2 separate regions of the Homo sapiens genome follow, and region 2 is linked to region 1. The links are chromatin loops, found by intact Hi-C in ENCODE. Cell type or tissue: ascending aorta. All regions are shown on one strand. Links, peaks and the distances in the headings refer to the core of each region. The heading gives the core; the rest is flanking DNA.

What was found. Peaks named below come from ENCODE experiments on the same cell type or tissue, not always from the same donor. Only the 100,000 strongest peaks of a DNase experiment are listed, where the experiment ranks them.
Region 2: a loop joins it to region 1, with 9 times the contacts of the local background. A loop is called at or near these places in 4 of 110 quality-filtered maps.

Annotation. Positions count from the first base shown.
Region 1 is chr6:12,466,839-12,477,885 of GRCh38, reverse strand. No RefSeq gene overlaps it. Among named protein-coding and RNA genes, the nearest start is that of LINC02530, 110 kb to the left of the region's middle. In ascending aorta, for the core only: no CTCF peak of the experiment used is centred there; DNase peaks (open chromatin) are centred at 3,555 and 4,935; H3K27ac peaks cover 5,339 bases.
Region 2 is chr6:12,349,155-12,360,201 of GRCh38, reverse strand. No RefSeq gene overlaps it. Among named protein-coding and RNA genes, the nearest start is that of EDN1, 64 kb to the right of the region's middle. In ascending aorta, for the core only: no CTCF peak of the experiment used is centred there; DNase peaks (open chromatin) are centred at 5,521 and 6,341; H3K27ac peaks cover 2,616 bases.

The sequences.
Region 1 (11,047 bases), core at 913-8,912:
ACTGAAGCTTTTGCTATCTGAATAAATGTTGTATATCTAAGATTTATCAGGTTATTATCTTTCCTGGCTTGGGATTTGGAAATCATGAGTAAGAAAAATGAAAGAGATAAGAACATGCATTTTAGTAAGCAAGTATTTCTAGCTGTAAAAAGACAAAAACAACAATGACAAAACATTAGTCGATCGGTATTTATCTATCACTGAAAAAAACCTTCATTGAACCAATTCCTTTTCTTTCCATCCCACATTTCTGGGGTATCCTTTAACATCAGTGAACTTTAGAGACAACCTCCTACCAACCAGCTGTGTCTCACAATTGGCCAATGCTCAGCTCAAGAGCTTCTTTCTCAACAGAGGAAAACAAACAACCTTCCTTCTGATTATTCGCTTATTCTGGTATGTCTCCATTTGAATCAACACTTTAAAAAGAGAAATTTTATCTATTTTTCTTCTAAATCTTGTAATTGAATGTATTTTGCAAAGGCCTCCAACTGGTTTTCTACTTGATTTCCAACTTAATAACCTCAATTCAAATATTAATTTGTCACTTTAGAAAAAAGGGACATTTCTTTATATTATTTATATAATAATATATTTTATTTATATTATTATTATTGTATGATTATGTTTCTAAAAGTATTAACTGAGAAGGGAATTCTGCATCACATGAATTAAGACTATATATTTGAAAGTCAAATTCATATTCCAGTGTTACTTTGGGGGGACCTATTGCATTTAATTTATATTATTTGATATGACATGGACATTTGCCTAATAAAAATATGTGTGAATGAGAACAACTCATAATGCAGATCTCATGTTCTGCACATTTTGTGAACAGAGGTATTGGCTGCCTTTGGGACAATTGTTTCAACAATGTTTTATAGCAAATGGTCTTTGAAGACAGAGATGGTGCCTCCTTCTGGAACACAGTGCAAACATGTTTACTGCTCATTCTAGAAGACTCTGGTTACCTATCCTGGTTTACTTTCTTGTAATGCAACCCACTGTGTGTACAGATGTCACTTAGCTCTCTTTGCTCTGCACTGTGGCAATTGGGACTTTTGGATCTGGTACTGGAGAATTCTGATACTCTGCCTAGTGTTTTTGCTGTGAGTCAAAAAGTTCTTCATCTCTGAGCCAAGAGTCTTGTGTCTTCTGCCAACCTATGATTTGGATGTTTGTCCCTTCCAAACCTCATGTTGAAATTTAATCCCCAACATTGGAGGTGGGACCTTATGGGAGGTGTTTCAGTCATGGTGGTGAGTGCTAGATGAATGGTTGAATAAACAGGAAGGGCCTGGGTAGAGAGAGGGTGAATGAATTCTCACTCTCTTTGTTCCCTTGAGAGCTGGTTGTTAAAAAAAACCTGGTACCTCCCTACCCCTTTATTTCTCTTTCACTAAGTGATTTCTGCACGTTCTGGCCCCGCCTCATCTTCCACCATGAGTGGAAGAAGCCTGAGCTCTCACCAGATGCAGATGCCCAATCTTGAAGTTTCCAGTCATCAGAATTGTGAGCCAAATAAACCTTTTCTCTTTGTAAATTACTCAGCCTCAGGTATTTATAGCAACACAAAATGGACTAACACAGCCAGCATCCATGAAACTGTGGCAGGTTCACTTGTTAGCTTGCAAGGTGAAATATTACACTCTTCTTCACAGTTTTTGACACACAGAAGACATAAAATCGTATCATTTTGAAGAGGTGCTGTTAATAATGAACCAAACATAAACATTTCCTCTGAGATCTTATTTATAGATGCAATCTATTATTTGATCTGAAATCATATTTCACAGAAGAATGAATGTCTATTTATTTATTTATTTATTTATTTTTATTATTTTTTTTTTTTGAGACGGAGTCTCACTCTGTTGCCCAGGCTGGAGTGTAGTGGCGCAATCTTGGCTCACTGCAAGCTCTGCCTCCCGGGTTCATGTCATTCTCCTGCCTCAGCCTCCCAAGTAGCTGGGACTGCAGGTGCCCGCCACCACGCTCGGCTAATTTTTTGTATTTTTAGTAGAGACGGGGTTTCACCATGTTAGCCAGGATGGTCTCGATCTCCTGACCTCGTGATCCACCTGCTTCGGCCTCCCAAAGTGTGACTATGTCAATTTAGCAACTGATTTTTCATTCCCGAAACAGTAGTAAAATATCCCTGAAAACACAGTTATTTCTGGAGGTAACAGAGGGAAGCAGAGGATGACATAGTTTATAAAAGTTCTTTCTTACACATTGGCTTTAATATTCTGATGATAGATTTTCCAAAAGCAACATATCAGCCATAGACAATTCTAGACATCTTCAAGCTTGCGGAAGTTGCAAGAAACAGGAGCAGCCTACCTGTCCATCTTTTTCCAGGTTTCTGATCTTTGTATTAACATAAGTATGATTTAGATCAAATGTCAAAAGATAAAAAAGAAAAACAAAGGTGGAGTTTGGAGGACTTATTTAAACAGGTGAAATCATTTCTTCACATGGTAATTTGTTTTTTTTTTCAGACAGAGTTTTACTCTTGTTGCCCAGGCTGGAGTGCAGTGGTGTGATCTCGGCTCATTGCAACTCTGCCTCCTAGGTTCAAGCAATTCTCCTGCCTCAGCCTCCTGAGTAGCTGGAACTACAGGCACTCACCACCATGCCTGGATAATTTTTTGTATTTTTAGTAGAGACAGGGTTTCACCATGTTGGCCAGGCTGGTCTCGAACTCCTGATCTCAGGCTGGCCTCGGCCTCCCAAAGTGTTAGGATTACAGGCGTGAGCCATCTGATCTCTTGATTAGAAGATGCATACTTTTATGTGCAGCTGTTAATGATTGAGAGTGGCATGTATTAACTGAATCTCCCCTTTATAACCTGCCTTGCTCACACTGCAATCAACCTGTTAACCTTTGTCTTACTTGGCCAGCAAGAGAGGGTGGCCATAATCAGCACAGTGTCTGAGGTCACTTGGAAAGTTCCACTTTATTTTTTATTTTTTTAGACATAGGTCTCACCCAGGCTGGTATGCAATGGTGCGATCATAGCTCACTGCAACCTTGAACTTCTGAGTTCAAGTCAGCCTCCTGCCTCAGCTTCTCAAGCAGCTGGGACTACAGGCATATGTCATCATGTCTGGTGAATTTTTAAAATTCTTTTGTAGAGATGGGGTCTTGCTATGTTGCCCAGGTTGGTCTTGAACTCCTGGACTCAAGTGATCACCCGCCTTGGTCTCCCAAAGCACTGGGATGACAGTGAGCCACCATACCTAGCCAAGTTCCCCTTTAAGTAAATACAGTACTTCACGTGAGAGCAATAGTCCACTTTACCAATGTTACCTAACCTCTATCAGAATGTTTCCTTCTGTTCCTATTCTCTTTCAGTCTGGGAATTTATAACCATCTTAAGTCATTTCAGTAACCAAAATCTTCTGAGGAGGGCAAATGTCATAGAAATGAAAAATGACGTTCACATTATTCACTTCACTTGTTCAGGACTGACACAGACTCTGAGCCTCTCCTCTCTCTCCACCCAGCATGCCCCTTCTCTGACAAGCTGTGTCCTGGAAAGAACTGCCTCACCACTGTTTTCTTCATACATGTTGGAGAAACTCCAAAAATCAGGTCAGACAAATCAGCTCCAACATGTGGGGGCAAATAAGGTAACACTGAGTAATAAGGTGAAATTTACTGGCTCACTGCACCTACTTGGACAACGAGGACCTCGCTCACCACCCCAGATCTCTCCCAGTTATTTGTAGGGTTCCCTTGGTGGTCCTCCCATGTGCTCAGCAGCAGCCCTCCCTGCTCTTCCACACTGGTACATGTGATGCCCACTATTGCCTGCTTGTGCCTGTCAGTACCTGGATCCACTGCCAGAGTTTTGATCTTATGTGCTTCCCCAGCTGCAGACCTGTGGGGCACCCAAGCTGTGCTATTTGTACCCCAAGTGTACATGAGGGGAATGTCCCTTTCCCCATTCCCTCCCTGTCCCTACTGTGTCCTGTTCTTTGTCACTGAGGCCTCAAAGCAGCTCTGCACCAGCCTTTGTATATCTTAAAGTCTCCTCTTCCTATTTTTGTTCAGGTTCTCTTTCGAGAATCCTCTCACCTAGTCCATGGGCCAGGCTGGGGGACAAGCATGGCTTCTCCAAGTCTAGCTTTTCCCCACTTCTAACTTAAGCCTTTTTGTGCAAACCTCTTCCTCAAAGGCCCTTCTCTGCCATGGAGATTGACATGCAAATAAGCCTTGGGGCTGTTTCTCCACCACCTGTTCATCATTCTGATGTTAATTTGAGTTCAGTCTCCCTAAAACCTGAGACTGTGTTTTATAATTCTTTTGTATTTTTCACAATAATCACAGAACTGAGACTAGAAGTCAAACAACATGAGACCTAGTAAATAAATGCCTGTTGTCTGGTTATCTATACTAATCAATGCCTCTCGTGCTTGAACAATCAGGAACTGAACATCAAGGCAAGACTTAACTTATAAAAACTAATGGCCGGGCGCGGTGTCTCACGCCAGTAATCCCAGCACTTTGGGAGGCTGGGGCGGGTGGATCACCTGAGGTCAGGAGTTCGAGACCAGCCTGGCCAACATGGTGAAACCCAGTCTTTACTAAAAATACAAAAATTAGCCAGGCATGGTGGCGCATGCCTGTAGTCCCATTTAATCGGGAAGCTGAGGCAGGAGAATCACTTGAACCCGGGAGGTGGAAGTTGCAGTGAGCCAAGATCGCACCACTGCACTCCAGCCTGGGTGACAGAGTGAGACTCCATCTCAAAAACAACAACAACAACAACAAACTTATGTGCCCATCCACTGAGCAAACGAGAACTTCTGTGGATTGTTTTACCATTTCTAGGGAACACGACGAAACTTCGTTAATCAGTATGACACAGAGAACCCCTTAGTCAGTGACACAGGGACTGTGCTGCCAACTGGCTCGTATGATCTCAACAAGTTTTTGTCCCCAAGGCCAACTCATGTGACTCATCTGTGCTTATATCAGGCAAGGCATCCTGGTTTTGAAATACCTGCCTCTTCATGTATGGGCAGGCAATCACTGGTTGTCTCTCATTCCTCAAAACCACATCTTCACTGGGTGTTCAACAGTAAACATGGGCCAAAGAGGGCCTTCTAATGGAGGTTACATGGTTTCAGCTCCTTCAGGGCTTCTGCGCAGGGCAAGTAGCCAGTGAGTCAGGAAGTTGCTAAGGCAACAGCCAATGCTCTCTTTGGCCAGTCTGCTCTGCCTCAAGTCCAAGAGGGGTTATAAAAGACTTGCAGCTTAGAGAGTGAAGTCATACCCCTCCCTCCCTCTTTTTTTTTATTTTTATTTTTTCACTGTTAAAACTTCTTTAGTCATCCAAGAACATAGAAATCTGAGGAAAATGTTTTGGAGTTCTGCTCTGAATCGTCTGGAAATGGGAGAAGTGAAAACAAGGCATACTAAACAAGGTTACGTAGGTTTGGAAAGAGATAGGACAAAGACGCAGAGGAAAACTCCCCTAGCTCTGAGTCTTTGGGAACCCATGTCCGTGAGTTCATGGGAGTGATAAGAATTCCTTTGAAAGGTTTTTGGTAGTATAGTTCGTGCAGGAGAGCATTTCAATTTTGTTAAGTAAACACAGTAAAATAAAGAGAACATTAGAATAAAGCATGAAGACATCTCTTGAGCCCCCAGGTGACTGTGTAAAAAGAAAACTAAGAGCAAATCTAACTTTCCCAGTAGTCATGTAGAGAATGTCACGAAATCAAGATGATGCCAAAAGACTTAGTGCAACTTGCAGTTGTCAAACACTTGGATGTTTCACAGTGTGCAGAAAAATAGGTAATATCTAAGAGTCAGGTTTGTTTATAGAAATCGTTAAGAATTGTGCTACATAGGATTGCTAGGTGTTAAGTTACAGAGTCTTCTGTCTCATGGCATTTAACAAACTAGGACGAATGTTTTATCACTATAGTCCATAACTTAGCATGCATGTTATTTAACGGCTCTAATAGGCAAAACCCCCACTCAGAGACAATGCCCACTCACAGAAGGGCCATTGCTTCTCCTTTCCTGCTTCTCTTTCATCAAACCAAGGCTGACCATTTAGTTCTCACCAGTCCCCTTCTCCAGAGGGCGGACACATGAACAAGTCTGCACAGACGCTTTCCATAGCTGGGGCTTCCAGAAGGGTGCTTCCAATGAAGCCTTCCCCTTAAGAGGGTGCTCGCTGCCCTCCTTCTGTCACATCTCTTACCTCCTCTACTCTCTGGTTTGATAATACCCCCACCCCCACCCCCACAGATTGTTAGGTTACAACAATATAAAGTAAAATGTTCAAGAATTCATTCATTCAACAGTAATGCATGGAACACATGCTGCATTTCAGGCTCTATTACAGGCCCTGGGAATACACTAATGAACAACAGAGATAAAAGCCCTGACCCTGGGGAGATTTCTGTTGTCGGGGAAGACAGATAATACACAAAGAAGCAAACTATATGGAGGTGGTAACTGCTGTAGAGGAAAATAAACAAGGAAGGATGAGAGAGGGCACTGAGGAGGTCCAAACTTAAGTGGGTGGGTTTAGGGAAGGCCCCAGTCAGAAGGTTTCAGCTGGGCAGAGGCTCTCTGAAGGTGAGGGAGCAAGCCAGGTGTGAACTGGGGAAACATCCAGGGACTTGGAAGAGAAGAGTGAAGCCTGTGGCAGAAGGCGCCTGGCTGGTGCAGAGGCAGCCTGGAAACTGGAGAGGAGGGAATGGGGTAGGCTGGCAGCAGGGGATGAGGTCAGAGATGGAATGGGCTGGGAAGAAACAGGGGAGAGACGGTTTTCTCTCTCCTGCAGACCAGTGTCAGAGCTTCCATTACTAGCTCTTACAGAGAGGGAGACCGATTACTATTACTAATAACACCGCCAAATGCGCTAGTGACCTACCAGGAACATTGCTCTGCCTGCATTTTCTCACTTCATCCTCACAGTGACCATAGCAGTTGGCTATCATTACCTCTACTTCACAAAGGGGTAAACTGAGAGCCGAGAGGTTAAAGGGATTTGCTCAGGATCACTCGGTTTGTAAGGAGCTGACAGCAGGACATAAGCCTGTGTAGTTCTCAGGCCTGCTCTTGCTAAGGTCACAAATCAATGAGGAAAGAAGGCATATTTGGTAAACACTGGGACAATTAATTTGATATCTTAAAAATTCCACTTAGAACTTAACTCACAAAGGGACTAGAATAAATTCCAGATGTATTAAGAAATTAAATATAACCTAAAGGCTTCAAAAACTAGGAGAAAATAGGAGTGTATGTTTAGCAGATTGCAATGCAGAAAATACACTAAGAATAGACGTGATAGAAAATAATTAGAAAGAAAGAGTGTGATCAACCTAAGGACAGTTTGCTCTCTGGACCCATGGGTTTGCATTCATGACTTCAACCAACCACCAATCGAAAATATTCCAAAAAATTAAAAATAAAAACAGTAAAAATAAAAATAATATAAATAAGAAATATGCCGTAACAACTACTTATGTAACATTTACACTGTATTAGGTATTATAAGTAAGCTAGACATTATTGAAAGCATATGAGAGGATAGGCATAGATTGTATGTAAATACTACTTCATTTTACATAAGGGACTTCAGCATCTTTGAATTTTGATATCCACGGGGTCCTAGAACCAATCCCCTTTGGAACCCAAGTGATGGTTACATGCTGAAATTTTAAACTTCTCTTTAAACAAATTCAGATATCTATCAGAGGATTAGTTTATTGTTTTATTTATTATTATTATTTTTTTGAGATGGAGTTCCGCTCTGGAGTGCGGTGGCACAATCTCGGCTCACTGCAACCTCCACCTCCTGGGTTCAAGGGATTCTCATGCCTCAGCCTCCCGAGAAGCTGGGGTTACAGGTGCCCGTCACAATATCTGGCTAATTTTTTTGTTCTTTTACTAGAGACTGGGTTTCACCAGTTTGGCCAGGCTGGTCTCGAACCCCTGACCTCAGGTGATCCGCCCAGCTTGGCCTTTCAAAGTGTTGGGATTACAGGTGTGAGCCACTGCACCCGGCCACTTTATTTTATAAGGAATATGCATACGTTTATAAGGAATATATGTAAAAAGGGAAAAAATGATCTATATCACTAATCATCAGGGAAATGCAAATTAAAACCACAATGAGATATCACCTCACATCTGTTAGAACAGCTATTACCAAAAAGACCAAAGATACCAATGTTGTTGAGGATGTGGAGAAAAGAGAAATGTACACTGTTGGTGGCAATTTGGATTAATATGGGAATTATGAAAAACAGTATGGAAATTCCTCAAATAATTAAAAATACAACTATTATATGATCCAGCAATCCCACAAGCAGACATTTCTCCAAAGGAAAGAAAATTAGTGTATCAAAGAGACATCTGCACTTTGATGTTTTTTTGCAGCACTATTTACAATAGCCATGATATGGAATCAATCTAAGTATCAATCAATAGATAAATGGATAAAGAAAATGTGGTGTATATACACAATGGGATAACATTTAGTCATGAAAATAAGGAAATACTGTCATGAGTGACAACATGGATGACCCTGGAGGACATTAAATGAAATAAGCCAGATACATAAAGACAAATGCTGCATGACCTCACTTATATGTGGAGTCTAAAAAAGTCAAAGTCATAAAAACAGAGAGTAAAATGGTGGTCACTAGAGTTTGGAGAACAGGGGTATGGGGAGATATTGGTCAAAGAACACAAAATTTTGGTTAAGAGGAGTAACATCAAGAGATCTATGGTATGTCATGTTGGACTATAGTTGATAAGAGTATCTTATATAGTTGAAAATTGCTAAGAGTAGATTTTAAGTGTTTGCACCACAAAAACATAAGTATGTGAGGTAATGCATATGATTTAGCCATTCCACAATGTGCACAAATATCGAAACATCATGTTGTATACCATAAATATATACAATATTTACTTGTCAATTTTAAAATATAAAAAATAAATATTTGCATATTGAACAAATGTGCAAACAAGGAAATATAAATGAAAATTCAATTAAAAATGTGCAAAGGGCATTAACAAAATTTTAAAGGGAATGGGGCAGGCATTTGGTTTGTGACATATAACTAGGTCACTAACATGATAACTAGGTTACAAACATAAAAAACCATTCAATCTCACTCACAGCCAAAGAAGGAATTAAAATATATTTTTTCTCCTATAAAACTAGTTTTTAAATGGTAATATTTAACAAATACTAACAAGGATGCCTAGAAGAAAGAACAGTTTAACTTCTGTTGTTGTCGCTAGTTATGTACCTTATTAAGGTCTGTGTTCCAGCCATAATCTCTCTTTGGCAGAGGTTTTGGCTTTTAGATTAAATGGAATTCGAAGTGACTGTTTTAGTCCACAAGAATGTTGGCTGTTGCAAAATCAGCACAACATAATAAAGTACACCTGGAGCTCTAGAAGGCCTTTTGCTGATGACTTCTCATGTCTGTGCTTATTTCTTCTTTCCTGGAGATAACATCCCGGGAGATAACAGGAAAGAAAAATCTTTGCAACCCACAAAATGGCTAGAGCTGACCACTTTACGTTTCCGAAGATGATTATTTCCTGTTTCAATCAGGGAGACCAAACAAGGAAGTTCCTTTAGATTGATGTGGATGGTTAGGACTTTCTACACATCTGTATCTCAATCTCATGTCTGTAAAGGCTCTGTGAATAGCACCAAGAGTTTTTTCCACTTGTAGTCAAATATATGACTTCCCTGCTCACTTAGCCTCCCCTGAGTCTGGAGAGTGATGCTGATAGAAAAATCACATGGCATGTCCCAAACGAGGCCATCCTGACCAAGAGTCCCACAGGAAATACCATTTCAGAAAAAAACAAAAAAAAACCTTTCCTTGCATAAACTGCTGCTCCTCCAATTTACACATGCAAGGGATTTTTTTACAGTGGTTTTGAAACATCACTTGGAATATCTTTATTATTCTGATGAACGATGTTTTGATCAGTCCTACTTACCACAAGCCAAGTTGACTTTGGCAAAAACAGCTTCTTGAGTTAAGATTGGGGCTGTTTGGGAAGCGTTTCCTAGAAACTTCTACAATTGACCATTTGGTTTTCATAATAAATAAGGGTGACCAACTTATTTTACCTAGTAAGATTTTTTTTTTTTTTTTTTTTTTTTTTGAGATGGAGTCTCGCTCTGTCGCCCAGGCTGGAGTGCAGTGACGCAATCTCGGCTCACTGCAAGCTCCGCCTCCCGGGTTCACGCCATTCTCCTGCCTCAGCCTCCCGAGTAGCTGGGACTACAGGCGCCCGCCACCTCGCCCGGCTAATTTTTTTGTATTTTTAGTAGAGACGGGATTTCACCGTGTTAGCCAGGACAGAATTGATCTCCTGAACTTGTGATCCGCCCACCTCGGCCTTCCAAAGTGCTGGGATTACAGGCGTGAGCCACCGCGCCCGGCCCCTAGTGAGATTTTAGTTTCTTATGAAATACATACTCAGTACATGGAGAAGTTAGTTTACTAGGAAAAGATACCTCCCAGACTTAAAGATAATTCACACATAACAAGCTTTTTGGATCCAAAGCCCTAATTTACAATTTGGATAAACTAGAGTGTTTCGAGGAAATAGAATTCAAAGATGTTTCCATACTTGGGTATAAGAAAACTCATCAGGAAAAAAATTGACACTAGATAATATGCCAAACAAAACAAAACTAAACAAAACAAAAACTCTGAAATTTCATAGCTTGATTTATTTTTTAAAATTATTATTCAAACTATTTTATGATAAATCAAAATGTAAATCTAAGCTTAGAATAAGTATCTTTTAAGGTGTTAAGACAAATAAAATATTGGTCCAAAAATTTCTTATTCTTGATCATGTATTTGTATATCAGATTATGTGATGCGAAATAAGATTTCAAATGACAGTTCCCACTCTGGCAATAGGAACGTCCCTGATTCATTTTACATTTTCCAAAAGCTAGGCTGGGGAGACAAGAATGGGGAAGAGAAAGATGGACATTTATTAAGTGCCTAATCTGTGTCAGGAACT
Region 2 (11,047 bases), core at 1,216-9,215, 120 kb after region 1:
TTTAAAAGATGATTGAAGAAGTGAGATTAGCTCTTGGGAAGGGCTGTCAGGACTAGAGACAGTCTTGAAAGTCATGCCACTAAGAGAGGACAGTAGAAATTATGAGAATGAATGAGTTCTTGGGTGAAGAGTATGTAAAAAGACAAAAGTAAAATCTAGGGTGATCCCTGGGCCAGAGGTGGTGGCTCACAGCTGTTATCCGAGCATTTTGGGAAGCCAAGGCAGGACGATCGCTTAAGGCCAAGATTTTGAGACTAGACTGGGCAATAGAGTGAGATCTCATCTCTACAAATTAAAAGAAAACTTAGCTAGCATGTGGCATGTGCCTATAGTCCCAGTTACTCCAGAGGCTGAGGCAAGAGGATCGCTTGAGCCCAGGAGTCCAAGGCTGCAATGAGCTCTGATTGTGCCACTGCATTACAGCCTGGATGACAGAGTGAGAGCTCATCTCTATTAAAAGAGACAAAAGAGTGATCTTTGCATTTAGGAGGTGGGAAGAGAAGAAAATGCCAATAAAGAAAATGTAAAGTAGTCAAGGGAAGGATGAGAACCAGAATTGTGACATGATCCAGAGACTAAGAGAAAAGAGAATTTTAAGAAAAGAGCAGTCACTGATAGGAAAGGATGTGGAGAACTCAGAGAGCTTGGACAAGTTGGTTTAGATATTTGGGATCAAATGAAAGGGATTAAATGAATGAAAGCTTGAAGGGTCACCACGATCACCCATCAGCTTATCAATTTGGTATGTGTTTCTGTTTGTTTTCTTTTTCTTCAAAGAAAAGTAGATTGTTCAGGTCTTCAGCAGAGATTAAAGCCTCAACGGAGGTAAAAAAATTGAAGAGGATAAAGAAAGGAGATGAATGAGATAACAAGTTCCTGGAGGAGGCAGGATGGCAAGAGGATAGAGAATAAAAATGAGAAGTCTAGCTTTGGAAAGGAAAGTGAAACAACTGTTCCTCTAAGTCAGAAAGGAAGGATGAGGGCACATAGAGAAATATTCTCCATGGTATCGCTTCTCTACAACAGACCAGAGCTGTATTTGGAGTATTATTCAGCACCAGGGCTCTACTGTAACTTAATTCCCATGTTGGCCAACCCTGAAATAAGGTTAGGTCTAGTCTAAACGAATCTCTTATCTATGTACTATTATCCAACCATATTGACACGGAACCTTATAGATGTACTTTCCTTTTTTTATGTGAATATACTGTGTCCTTTTTTTAAAAACAGAATGATCATCCAGCTAAAACTTATATGACTCTCCAGACCCAAAGTGATATTTTTTAAAAAGTCATCACATATGAATGCAGAAATGTCCCTGATTATCTCAAAAAAAAAAAAAGAAAATGATAAAAAGCAGTAAGCAAATGAGCTATGTTCAGTGCATTTGGTTGAGAGATTTCTGAGAAGGTTGTTTACATTTGCTTCTAAATGGTGATCTCACTAATAAATTTCCTGTGGACAGAAAAGAGGCCATTAAAACAGACATTTATTCAATGTCTTACAAGTTGCACATAGGTTTCAAGTTATCATTACAGAGAGGCCTAAGGGCAAGTCAATTGGGCAGTGCGTATATTGCCTAGCGGTCTTAAAGTCTTAAGCCAGCTTGCAAAGATCTGATGAAGCCTTTTCTCAAATGGATGTTTTAAGATACATCAGTTTCTTCACTAGTCTTTTTCTGACTAATTTTTTGCTCATTTTTCTGGAATCTTGAATTATTATAAATTTTAATGTGGAAGTGCGCCAGAGCGATGCCATGAAGTCTGTTGAGTCAGAAGTATTAACCCAAGTGACAGATTTTCTCAACGGGGAGACAGGGACAGACTGGGGAAGAAGGGAATGGGGAATAGGGCCCGGGAGGGTCATCAACATTGTTTATTCATATCAAGAAAAAACTGGCCAGGTGCGGTGGCTCATGTCCATAATCCCAACAATTTGGGAGGCCAAGGTGGGAGGATCACTTGAGCCCAGGAGTTTGAGACCAGCCTGGGCAATATAGTGAGATCCCGTCTCTACAAATTCTTTTTTTAAGCCAGGTGCAGTGGCTCACACTTGTAATCCCAGCAATTTGGGGGGCCAAGGCAGGCAGATCACTTGCGGACAGGAGTTTGCGACCAGCCTGGCCAACATAGTGAAACCCCATCTCTACTAAAAATAGAAAAAATTAGTTGGTCGTGGTGGTACATGCCTGTAATCCCAGCTACTCAGGAGGCTGAGGCATGAGAACCACTTGAACCGGGAGTTGGAGGTTGCAGTGAGCTGAGATTGTACCACTGCACTTCAGCCTGGGTGACAAAGTGAGACTCTGTCTTAAAAAACAAACAAACAAACAAAAAAAGCCAGATGTGGTGGTGCATCACATGCCTGGGGTCCCAGCCTGGGCAATAGAGGGAGACTTTGTCTCAAGCAAAACAAAACAAAACAGAAAGAGTAAATTTCACCCTCCTGGTTTCTTTCTAATGTTTCCAGTCAGTGGGCTTGCTTTAACAAGTTCAAAGTTAGCTTAAAGCAATAGCTGCAATTTTTATTTCAAAATCTCTTAGCAATAATAATGCCTCCGTTTGAGGGAGATGAAGTGAAACAAACTAGAGGTTAAGAATCAGAACATCTGAATTTGATTCTAGGCTTGGATCACTTCCTCTTTTGTAACGTCAGGCCAGTGGTTCTTCCAGGCATGGGTAGACTGGACATCCTCCCTAGACGGTGAGATGAGCACCCAGCGGCATCGCCGTCGGCAAATCACTTAACCATTGTGACGTTCCATTTCCTTAACTCTATATAGAGGGAATGGAGCTCACTAGGGGTTTGGATTTCTCACTGCATATTAAAAACACCTGTGGCATCTTTTCTAAATACTGATACAGGGCCCCATCCCAGACCAGCTGAATCTGATCTCTGAGGATGGGGGATCACGCAATGGTATTTCTTTTGAGATGCTCCATCCAAGTGGTTCTAAGGTATAGCCAGAGTTTATTGTTCTTCAGGTTGAAGGTTGCTTTATACCAACCCTTCAGCATTCTAAGACTCGCTGACTCACCCCAAGGCTCACATGCCCAGGAGGAGACAAGAATTCATTCAGATGGCTTCATGCTCACTTCATGCCCACAAAATAAAAATAAAAATAAATAAGAAGGCATGGCCAAAGCAAAGTGTGTGCTTTTTTCCCTTCTTACCATTTTTTTTCAACCTAAAAAAGTTTTTGTTGAGGTATAACATTGGTACAGTTTGATGAATTTGTTTGATTGCTTGTTTTTGAGATGAGGTCTTACTATGTTGCCCAGGCCGGTCTTGAACGCTTGGGCTGAAGTGATCCTCAAGGGATCCTTGAGCCCAAGAGTTCAAGACCGGCCTGGGCAACCTAGCTGGAACTACAGGTTTATGCCATCGCACCTGGCTTGACTTTTTGCATATATACACACCCATGTAGCCACAACCCAGATCAAAATGTAGAGTATTTTCAGCCCCCACACCCCTCAGACGCTGGTCCTACTATTTTGAGAGGCTATAGGAGGACAACAGAATCTGGCAGATGCCTGTGTCCAGTGCCTGACATGTGATTTTCTAATTGTACTGTTGCATCCCACAGCTGTTCAAAATAAATACTTGGATGCAATTTTCTCATTTCTCTTGCCATTAGGTATGATGCAGAATTTGTTTTGGCTCCTGCTTGTGAAGTTATCGCACATGCTCTTTTTGTTCCTTTGGAAATCACATGCCTAATATTCCCTTTGTGTCTCAGAGATATTAATTGGATGAGCCCACTCCCCACTAGCTCTTGAGGGCAAGAACTAGTCCTATCTTTCTCACTCCTGCTGTATCTGCAGCCCCTATATGCTCATGAGCATTTGTTGCACGAAGGCTGAATAGAAGCATGGTATATGGGTAGTATAAAAAACAGTAGATGACATATTCTGTGACTTTAAGAAGTTTTTAATCATGTATATGGTGGAGGTATATTCCAAAGTTTGGTTGAGGTACATTCCAAATGCACTGGAAGCATGCTGTGAATAATTATAAAACAAAACATCGTTGGGTTCAAAATTACTTAATTTTGACTCAAATTTCAATAGACTAAAAACTTACAGGGGACAAGGAAAGCAAAATGAAGAAGTAATCAGAATGGTAGCCTAATTAAAGGAGAGTGGTTTCGTGGATGATGAGCTCAGGTCTTGAGAGATGCAGAGAGAAAAGACAAGCGAACACCCAGACTGGTGCAAAGATTCATGCAAAAATGTAAGGGCAAACATCTTGCAACACTTATGAAGTGAGGTGAAAGCACACTGAGTTGGATACAGAAAGGAGAAAATAACAGGGGAAAGAGAGAAGTTAAAAAGAAAACCAGTTGTTGGAGACCTTAAGTAATAGGCTCTAGTTTTTGGTAATGAATCGCTGGATGTGCTACAAACAGCATATGCAGGAGCTTGTTCTGGCAGCTGTGCAGAAAGCAGAGAGGAAAGCTGGATGTACAGAAATGATTAGGAGGCTGCTTTCCCAATCCAGACATGTACCAAATTGTGGGTGGTAGTAAGCAGGTACAATTAGTAATGGTAGTAATGAACATGAGAAAGAGAAGATAAAGGAGGTCAAGGTGTTCAACGTCATATTAAATATGCTGGTATTAGTCATAGAAATGGGAAATTTGGGACTGAGTGACCACCTAAGGGAGAAACTGACAGTCATACTCAGCTATTCTGTTAGCTGAGGGCATGTGAAATGCCTGGTGTTTGAGCAACACCAAAGGTAACATTCAGAATGACTGGACTGCCGTGAAACAAAAAGGCAGATAATCCCGCTCATTCCATTGCCAGGTCTGGGATATTTTGAGTCAAAAAGGCTAAAGTTGAGACTACTTAAACCCCACTTATTATCTTCTAGACATGTTTAATGTATTCATACACATGCCCTCCAGGAGACTTATGAAAGAGACAATTAGGATGCATATAGAGAAACGGGTGGGGCCACCACTTTCTGGCCAGGTAGATTGAGCCTTTGCAGCTTTAAGGTTTGGCTGGCATCTTGTCTGCAAACATTTGACTGTACCTGATTTGGTGCCATTAAAGGAAGACAACAGAGCTTCTTACAACTGCACATCAAACTTTAATAGCACTACAAGTTAGACAGTGGATGATTGTGTCCATTTAAAAGGTGCCAAATGGTTGATAACTGTGTTTATGTCTTGTTTCTAGATATGCAAGCAAAGATAAACACAATTGAAATGCATTCGTTGGGTTGGGAGCTGATCACCGGCTAGAATTTATAAAACCTTTGCATGCCCTAAACAGCATTTATTTCATAATTGTCCAAGTGCATAGCTGGTGGTCCTTTTTCCCTAAATTATCAAATACCAAACATTACTGGAGGCAGAAAAGCAGAATGCAAGGGGCAATCACAAGAATGGTAAACCCATTCTCAGACAGAGAGTGAGAGAGTAAGCTCTGCCTCTTGGGTATTCAAGCAGTGAACCATGCATGTGAAAAGAATTTAGCCCAGACAGGCCTCACCAGGCTCTCCAGGGAACATAGCGTTCTCACAGCAGCAAAGAAGGAAACACAAGAGTGACGTGGCCTTTTCTGCCAGGAGCATCTACAGTAAATTGTTCAGGTAATTTATGTCACTAAAGTATACAGTTTGTCATCTTCCAGACAGTAAAACAACACAAACACACACACACACGCATATTCTTTTAAAAAGAAAGGAAAATATAAAGGAGTCAAAATAGAGCAAATAATAATGCTCTTTGCAATATGAGTCTAAATGCATAATGTTGCCTCTATGATTTTTTAAAAATGAAATGAAATATTCCCAGTATAATATGTTTGTGCCCATTCTGCAGATATTAAAAAAGAAAAATATTTTCTTGTCACTAAAATATTTTAGTGCATTTTTAATTTGGGTATGTAATTTCATTTTGGAGGGCAACACCATAATAAATGGAGCACATAAATATAATATAATAAAATTCAGAGTTGTTGCTTTTTCATGATTACATGATAGCCAGGTACCCACTTTTGTGTAGAAAGCTACTTTGATCAATTGCACTGATTAAATGGTTGTTACACAAGTTCACAATAGGTTACAAATCTTGATGCACATAGAGACTTAGAGAAATATTAATCGTTTCAGACATACCTTGCTTCTGTAAGTCAATCTTAGATCCCAGTTGGTGAAAAAAGAAAGAAACAAGGAAAAACTGTTACAGTTCAAACAATATTGTGGGAATTGGCAAAAATGCAGCAAATGCCAAAGGAAATCCTGTGAAGGCTCTTGAGCCAAAGGCTGCATAACTGAAGTTGGAACTGGCCCCAAGAAATGTTGCACAACCACATTAAAAAGTGGACAAAGGGACAGGCACGATGGCTCACACCTGTAATCCCAGCACTTTGAGAGGCCGAGGCAGGTAGATCACATGAGGCCAGGAGTTTGAGACCAGCCTGGGCAACATGGTAAAACCCTGTGTCTGCTAAAAATACAAAAAAATTAGCCAGGCATGTGGCACACCTGTAATCCCAGCTACTCAGGAGGATGAGGCAGGAGAATCGCTTCAACCCGGGAAGCAGAGGTTACAGTGAGCCGAGATCGCATCACTGCACTCCAACCTGGGTGTCAGAGCAAGACCAAAAACAAAAAACAAAAACAAAAAACCAAACATAAAAGTGGACAAAGAATGCGAACAGACACTTTTCAAAAGAAGACGTACATGCAGCCAATAAGCATATGGAAAAATGTTAATTATCACTAATAATTAGAAAAATCCAAATCAAAAACCACAATGAAATACCATCTAACACCAATCAGAATGGCTATTACTAAAAAGTCAAAAAATAACAGATGCCGGCAACGTTGCAGAGAAAAGGGAACTCTTATACACTGCTGGTGGTAGTTTAAATTAGTCCAATGTTGTGGGAAACATTGTGGCAATTCCTCAAAAAACAAAAAACAAAACTACCATTCAACCCAGAAATCCCATTACTGGGTATATACCCAAAGGAATATAAGTCATTCTACCATAAAGACACATGCATGCATATGTTCATCGCAGTACTATTTACAATAGCAAAGACATGGAATCAACCTAAATGCCCATCAATGGTAGGCTGGATAACAAAAATGTGGTACATATACACCATGGAATACTATGCAGCCACAAAAAGAGTGAAATCATGTCCTTTGCAGGAACATGGATGAAGCTGGAGGCCATTATCCTTAGCAATCTAACACAGGAACTGAAAACCCAATACCGAATATTCTCACTTACATGTGGGAGATAAATAATGAGAACATATGGTGCTATGGTTTGGATCTGTGTCCCCACCCAAATCTAATGATGAATTTTAATCCCCAGTATTGGAGGAGGGGCCTGATGAGAGGTGATTGAATTGTGGGGGTGATTTCCCCTTTGCTGTTCTCATGATAGTGAGTGAGTTCTCACAAGATCTGGTCATTTAAAAGTGTGTAGCACTTCCTCCTTCACTCTCTTCCTCCTGCTCCAGCCATGTAGGACATTGTGGCTTCCCTTTCACCCTTCACCGTCCACCATGATTGTAAGTTTCCTGAGGCCTCTGTAGCCATGCCTCCTGTACAGTCTGCAGAAATATGAGCCAATTAAACCTTTTCTCTTTATAAATTACCCAGTCTCACGTAGTTCTTTATAGTAATGAGAGAATGGACTAATACAGAAAAATGGTACTGGGAGTGTGATATTGCCATAAAGATATCTGAAAATGTAGAAGCAGCTTTGAAACTGGGTAGTGAGCAGAGGTTAGAACAGTTTGAAGGGCTCAGAAAAAGACAAGAAGATGAGGGAAAGTTTGGAAGTCCTAGAGACTTGTTAAATTATTGTGACCAAAATGCTGATAGTGATATGAACAGTGAAGGCTAGGCTGAGGTGGTCTCAGATGGAGATGAGGATCTTATTGAGAACTGGAGTAAAGGTCACTCTTGCTATGCTTTAGCAGAGACTAGAGACATTGTGCCCCTGTCCTAGAGATCTGTGGAACTTTGAACTTGAGAATGATTATTTAGGGTTTCTGGTAGAAGAAATTTCTAAGTAGCAAAGCATTCAAGATGTGGCCTTCAAGATGTGGCCTGGCTGCTTCTAACAGCATATGCTTATATTTGTGAGCAAACAAGAGATGATCTGAAACTGGAACTTACATTTAAAAGGGAAGCAGAGCATAAAAGTTTGGTAAATTTGCAGCCCAGCCATGTTGTAGAAAAGAAAAACCTATTTTCTGGGGAGGAATTCAAGCCAGCTGCAGAAATTTGCATAGCTAAAGAGAAGCCAAATGTTAATAGTCAAGACAATGGGGGAAATGCCTTGAAGGCATTTCAGAAACCTTCACAGCAGACCCTCCCATCACAGGTCTGGAGGCCTAGCAGGGAAGAATAGTTTTGCAGGCTGGGCCCAGGGCCCTAATGCCCTGCATTACCTCAGAACACTGCTCCCTGTGTCCCAGACACTCCAGCTCCAGCCATGGCTAAAAGGGCCCCAGATATGTCTCAGGCTGCTGCTCCAGAAGATGTAAGCCATAAGCCTCGGCAGCTTCCACATGGTATTAAGCCTGCATGTGCACAGAGGACAAGTGTTGAGGCTTCGTAGCCTCTGCCTAGATTTCAAAGGATGTATGGAAATGCCTGGATGTCCAGGCAGACGTCTGCTGCAGGGGCAGAGCCCTCATGGAGAACCTCTACTAGGGCAGTGTGGAGGGGAAATGTGGGGTTGGAGCTCCCACACAGAGTGCTCACTGGGGCCCTGCCTAGTGGAGCTGTGAGAAGAGAGTCACCAACCTCCAGACCCTGGAATGGTAGATCCATCAACAGCTTGCACCATGTACCTGGAAAAGCCACAGGCACACAACACCAGCCCATGAAAGCAGCCAAGGGGGCTGTACCCTAAAGAGCCACAGGGGCAGAGATGCCTAAGGCCTTGGGAGCCCACTCCTTGCATCAGAGTTGCCTGGATGTGAGACATGGAGTAAAAGGAGATTATTTTGGGGCTTTAAGATTTAATGACTGTCCTGCTGAATTTCAGACCTGCATAGGGCCTGCAGCCCCTTTGTTTTGCCTGATTTCTCCCTATTGGAATTGGTATATTTACCCAATGCCTGTACCATCATTGTATCTTAGAAGTAACTAATCTTCTTTTGATTTTACAGGCTCATAGTCTGAAGGAACTTGCCTCATTTCAGGTGAGACTTTGGACTATGGACTTTTGAGTTAATGCTAGAATGAGTTAAGACTTGGGGGACTGTTGAGAAGGAATAATTGTATTTTGCAATGTGAGAACAGGAGATTTGGGAGGGGCAGAGGCAGAATGATATGGTTTGGATTTTTGTCTCCGCCCAAATCTCATGTCAAAGTGTACTCCCCATTGTTGGAGGAGGGGCCTGGTGAGAGGTAACTGAATCATGGGGGTGGATTTCCTCCTTGCAGTTTTCATATAGTGAGTGAGTTCTCACAAGATCTGGTTGTTTAAAAGTGTATAGGACCTCCCTCTTCATTCTCTTCCTCCTGCTCCAACCATGTAAGATGCACCTGCTTCCCCTTCACCTTCCACCATGATTGTAAGTTTCCTGAGACTCCGCAGCCATGCTTCCTGTTCAGCCTGCAGAACCGTGAGCCAATTAAACCTCTTTTCTTTATAAATTACCCAGTCTCAGGTACTTTTTTTTATAGCAGTGTAAGAATGAACTAATACACATGGACAGAACGAGGTGAACAACAGACACTGGGGCCTGCTTGTGGGAGGAGGGTGAGGAGAAGGAGAGGTTCAGGGAAAAAAATAAACTGCTAGGTACTATGCTTAGTACCCAGGTGATCAAATAATCTGTATACCAGATCTCCAAGTTACAAGTTGACCCATATAACAAACCTGCACATATACCCCTGAACCTAAAATAAAAGTTAAAATATTAATTTTTAAAATAGAAATGTTGTGAATGAGGCAAAGCATGTCTAGATGCCTCCCTTCTTTCAGCAAGCATCATTTCCAGGATCTCCATGCATCTTCAGATTGTCTCTGTCTTAGCCATGTGCATCCTATCAAATTCTGGTGATTATAGCATGAAATTGGGGCACCCCTCCCCAATGTTGTAAGAGGGGCCAGCTATAGTCCTTCTGCTGGGGAGTAAGAAACATGATCTTGATCCATGTGGGTGACTTACTTATGATTTCTGGAAACATTGGTTTCCATGGCATGAAAATAAATTTGAGGTTCATTTTCAGAGTGACTACTTTCAGTGTTCTTATATGGTATATATATGTGGTAATGACCAGAAAAGATAAAAGTGTAATTACACATGACTTCATAACTATCAGATACAAGTATAGCTTTCTCAAAACAAAATACAGAAATGGCATTTTAGGAGGTGATGTGGGAAAGCAGAGAGCTGACATAAGGAAGAGCAATGGCCATGGGTGGATTGGGAGTATGGAGAGTGAGAACTAAATTTCAAAGGTCTTTTTAAAAAGAATGAAGGGCAAGGAAATGTGATCAGTAGACTGTTCAGAGGATCATTAGTGGAGGAGAATGAAAAGACAAATCACTAGGCCCTCTTGCCCATCAGGATCATATATAGTCTCTGCAACAACAAAGGATCGCTGAGAAAGAACAAAACATGCCCCTGTGTCCATTCATGTAAACACTTTCTCTATTACTCTTGGTTTTCAGGGATCTGTCTTTGTTTCTTGCTTCTGTGGAAAGAGTATTTAAGTTAAGGTAGGGAGGAATGTACCCTCTAAGCTTCAAGCTACAATAGCAGTATTTTCTCACTTTGGTATTTTTTACTTCCCTTGCATTGTCTTGGCATTTATTAGAGGGTAGGTAGACTGTGTAGGAGTGCATCCTTTCTTAAGGCTGAGAATCCCTCAGCAAACAGAGGTTGGGGAGTGGACGTAGGCTAAGGGCAAATCTATTGTTTGTTGGGATCTTAGTGTACACTAAGTAAAAGCTTACTAAGATTACTATTACAACTGAAAATAAAACACTCATAAAAGTAAAAATAAGTGACCAAACCCACTTTACAGTCACTGCTGTATGAGCCTTTCA